Regions from separate parts of the Homo sapiens genome. Here region 2 is linked to region 1. A link is a loop called in an ENCODE intact Hi-C map of the cell type or tissue named here. Cell type or tissue: lower leg skin. All regions are shown on one strand.

What was found. Hi-C counts contacts between places; a loop is a spot of excess contacts. Peaks named below come from ENCODE experiments on the same cell type or tissue, not always from the same donor. Only the 100,000 strongest peaks of a DNase experiment are listed, where the experiment ranks them.
Region 2: it touches region 1 in a loop (3.0-fold over the local background); 2 of 110 quality-filtered maps call a loop at or near these places.

The regions. Positions count from the first base shown.
Region 1 is chr14:56,004,025-56,006,524 of GRCh38, reverse strand. It overlaps LOC105370512 (a long non-coding RNA gene), which reads right to left and starts at 1,837. Exons shown (of 4, transcript XR_007064183.1): 1 at 608-1,837. In lower leg skin, no CTCF peak of the experiment used is centred here; a DNase peak (open chromatin) is centred at 1,512.
Region 2 is chr14:56,163,731-56,166,230 of GRCh38, reverse strand. All of the region lies in intron 1 of PELI2 (pellino E3 ubiquitin protein ligase family member 2), which reads right to left. Among named protein-coding and RNA genes, the nearest start is that of PELI2, 47 kb to the right of the region's middle. In lower leg skin, no CTCF peak of the experiment used is centred here; no DNase peak of the experiment used is centred here.

The sequences.
Region 1 (2,500 bases):
CACCATGACTCTTTGGGAAGTAAGAGAGGGAATGGCCTCTCTTTTCCTGTGAATCCCCTTCTTTCTGGCTCCTGTGGAAGAGGCTTGAAGGAGACACTGAGGAGTGAGGAGAGGAACACATGCCTTGGTTAATATTCCTAAAGTGTATCCAAGAGCTTGGGAGGAAAGACAAGAATCCTATCAGCAGGCTTCACCTTCTGTTCCCAGACAGCTAGGCAAAAACAACTTTGTTCGTTTCCTGTTTTCAAAAACAGTGCGTTATCAGAGGGTTTTTGTTGCTGTTGTTGTTGTTGTTGTTGTTTGGTTTTTCTTTTTAGGGATAGGGTCTGGCTCTGTCACCCAGGCTGGAGTGCAGTGGTACAATCACAGCTCATGGCAGCCTCTAACTCCTAGCCTCAAGCGATCCTCTCACTGTGGCCTCGCAAGGTGCTGGGATTACAGGCCTGAACTGCGATGCTGGCCTACAAGAGGGTTTAAGATGTATGAGAGCAGTGGTTACAAGACCCTGTAGGGAAGAGAGCAGAGAGAAAAGGGTGCCCTGATAATAGCAGTGCTCTCTCCACCCTGAGGCCCGTGATGCAAATGAAGAGGGAAACTTATTACTCACCTCAGGTTAGAAAGCGGAGAGTTTCATCAGTTGATATTCCAGGGACTTGGCAGTCTGAGATTTATGGACTTAATATAGTTTATTCTTTTGTGGCGTCATTGGTTGGGAAAGTGCAAGATTCCATGTTAATGAAACTCAAAGCAGGAATGATAAACCACATCCCACGAGGAACGGGGGATTGCCCGTTGAGACTCCCCCTGCATGGGCCCCAACAAACCCCCTGCTTGGGGCAGAACAACAGTCCTTGGGGTGTTATAAACAGCTCCACAGCTCCAGCTGGCTTTCTACCCCTAGACCCCTCCACAGTGAAGCAGCAAGTGTCTCCCAGAAGGAAAACTCAGAGGCCAAAATTAGGTAAAGATACATGACTTTATGTTAGACCAGATGGGACTCCTGGGGTTCCTTGGAAATGCAAAAGGGAAAAATGCAGCTCCCTCGTGGGTGTCTACGCTGATGTGTCATCTTGCTGCCCATGGAAACAGCAGTAAAGAGAAACAAACATTTGTTTTATCTTGCGGACCTTGCCTCACACAGATATGGGAAAGAATTTTGTAAATAATTGGTTATTTGAAATCAGTGTTTTCCTTTTCTTGATGACATCCTGAAGTACTTGTTACCTGGCAAGCAAATGACGCAGCTCAGCTGGAAGTTTCAGGTACCCAGAAATTGATTTACTTGAATATTATCATCGAAGCACTACCTTTAAGCACCTAGTTATTAGAGAAGGAAGAGGAATATGTCTGTGAGCCGGCGGCTAGGAGGAATCCTAAGAAAACACAAGTTTTTATGACGCTGTGGTGTGTCAGGACAGAGTCCGGCAGACCTGGGAGACGGGAGATAAGAGTCCTGGTTCCCAGCCCGTCGCCAGCAGCCTTAAGACTCCTTAAGTACAGTGCATACTCATGGGCGAAACAAAGCGAGAAGCAGCACCGAGGAGCAGCCTGCGACTCTGCTATTTTTAAACTGCCAATTAGAACGCCTAAAATTACGTGGCTAGAACCACCACATCCGCTCAGAGTTAATCATACACTTCTGAGCTGAAGTTTTAAATTTTCTGTTTTCCAAGTCCCTGATCAGAATATTTAAAAAGATTATTTCTTGGCTGCCTCAGGCCCACAGTTGAGTTGTGGTTCGGGATGATTTCTACTGGGAATGGCTTTTCTTGGCCAGAGTTAAAATCTGTCATATATACACACACACACACACACACACATACACATACACACACACACGTATATATATATATTTGGGGTTTTTTTTTTGGGGGGGGGATGAATTTTAAAACATAGAGATTTTAAAACAAAAGAGACAGGCAGAAATGCAAAACAATCCAAAGAGTGATCTAATGGTTCCAAGATTCTGTTTGACCAATCAAATTACAATAGTTAACGTGGGCCTGCCCACCACTTACCCTATTTCTCCTGCTAGTCCTCTTTTCCTCCAGGTCTTGCTCTCTGTGCAGTGAAAGAATATGACATTTTGCTAGGGGCACATGTCTCCAGTTTCCTCCACTGACATTGGACCCCAGAGCTCAATTCAAATGAAATGGGAGAGACAGGACATAATTAAAATCCTCGTCAGGCCCACTTAGAAGACCTATTACAGGGTCCAGACTTCACGAAGGCTGCATGAACCTTATACATGGGTTGAATCCCCAGTAATTCCTGCACTGCCCACACTGCACACTACCGACTTTGACTATCTGTGCAGCATTTGGCTAGCAGTAGCCTCCCAAAGCCATATGAGAGAGAACTGCTCTGAGGGACAATGAGAACTGAAAGAGAAAAATTCCAAAACAGAAAACACACACACACACACACCCCTCAAAACAAAAGGGGCTTTCTGGGTAGCATTTAAGCAAAATTAATTTTACTGAATGGAGGTATTAGAGTT
Region 2 (2,500 bases), 160 kb before region 1:
TGTTTATGCAAATAGTGGTTGTTATTGGGTTAAAATAACCGGTTATAAGATAGTATTTGCAAGCCTCATGTTATCCTCAAATCAAAAAACATACAACAGATATACAAAAAGCAAGAAACTAAGTCATATCACCAGAGAAAATCACCTTCGCTAGAGGAAGACAAGAAGAAAAGAAGGAAGAGAAGACCATGTAACAACCACAAAATAAATAACAAAATGGCAGAAACCCTTATTAATAATGAGAGTTTAGTCTATTTACATTTAATGTAAAGACCCATTGATCTGACCCATTGATCTGTTGCCTACAACAAACAAGCTTCATCTATAAAGACACATATGGACTGAAAATAAAGGGATAGAAAAAGTTATTCCAGCCAATGGAAACCAAAAAAGAGCAGGAGTTGCTATACTTATGTCAGACAAAATTGATTTCGAGAAAAAAACTGTAAGAAAAGACAAAGACGGTCACTATATAACGATAAAGGGGCCAACTCAGCCCCTTTAGATAGACAGATAAGCCCCAATACAATAATAACTGGAGACTTCACACCCCACTTTCAACACTGAACAGATCTTCCAAACAGAAGATCAACAAAGAAACATTGCACTTCATTTGCACTATGGAAAAAATGAATCTAATAGGTATTTACGAAATATTTCATCCAGCAGCTGCAGAATACACATTCTTTTCCTCAGCACATGGATCATTCTCAAGGATAGACCACATTATGTGGTCTGTCCAAGGTCATATGTGTTAGGTCACATATGCGCTTGAAGACAGGCTATTTGAAAACAAATGTTAAACAAGTCTTAAAACATTCAAAAAATTTGAAATATCAAACATCTTATCTGATCACAATGGAATAAAAGTAGAAATTAATAACGAGAAATTTTGGAAACTATACAAATACATGTAAATTAAACAATATGCTACTGAATGACCAGTGGGTCAATGAAGAACTTAAGAAGGAAACTGAAAAATATCTTGAAACAAATGATGATGGAAATACAACATACCAAAACCTATCAGATACAGCAAAAGTAGTACTAACAGGGAAGTTTATAGCTGTTAATGGCCTACATCAAAAGAGAAAAAACTTCAAATGAACAATCTAATGATGCATCTTAAAGGACTAGAAAAGCAAGAGCAAACCAAACCCAAAATTAGTAGAAGAAATAATAAAGATCAGAGCAGAAATTGAAAGGAAAGAAACAATACAAAAGATCAATACAACAAAAAGTTGGTTTTTTGAAAAAAAAAAACCAACAAAATTGACAAACCTTTAGCCACACTAAGAAAAAAGAGACAAGACCCAAATAAATAAAACCAGAAATGAAAAAGAAGACATTACAACTGATACTACTGCAGAAATCCAAATGATCATTAGTGGCTATCATGAGCAACTATATGCCAATAAATTAGAAAATCTAGAAGAAATGGAAAAATTCCTAGATACACACAACTTACAAAGATTGAACCAGGAAGAAATCCAAAACCTGAACAGACCAATAACAAGTAAGATCAAAGCTGTAACAAGAAGTCTCCCAGTAAAGAAAAGCCCGGAACCTGGTGACTTCACTGCTGAATTCTACCAAGCATTTAAAGAAGAACTAATACCAATCCTACTCAAACTATTCCAAAAAATAGAGGAGGGAATACTTTCCAAACTTATTCTATGAGGCCAATATTTCCCTGATACCAAAACCACATGAAGACACATCAAAAAAAGAAAACTACAGGCTAATATCTCTGGTGAATAATGATGCAAAAATCCACAACAAAATACTAGCAAACCTAATTCAACAATACATTAGAAAGAACATTCACCATGACCAAGTGGGATTTATTCCTGGGATGCAAGGATGGTTCAACATATGCAAATCAATCAATATGATACACTGTATCAACACAATGAAGGATAAAATGGATTTATCCTTCAATTGATGCTTAAAAAGCATTTGACAAAATTCAACATCCCTTCATGATAAAAGCACTCAAAAAACTAGGCATAGAATGAACATACCTCAACATAATAAGAGCTATATATGACAGACCCACAGCTAGTATCATACGGAATGGGGAAAAGCCTTTCCTTTAAGATCTGGAACATAACAACGATGCCCACTGTCGCCACCATTACTCAACATAGTACTGGAGGTCCTAGCTACAGTAATCAGATAAGATGTAAAGGGCATCCAAACCAGAAAGTAGGAAGTCAAATTATCCTTGTTTGCAGATAATATAATCTTATATTTGGAAAACTGTAAAGACTACAAGAAAACTATTAGAATTCATCAACAAATTCAGTAAAGTTGCAGAATACAAAATCAACATACAAAAGTCAGTAGCATTTCTATGTGCCAATACTGAACAACATGAAAAAGAAATTTTAAACGTAATCCCATTTACAATAGCCACACATAAAATTAAATACCTAGGAATTAACGAGTCAAGTGAAAGATCTCTATAATGAAAACTGCATAACACTGAAGAGGACAC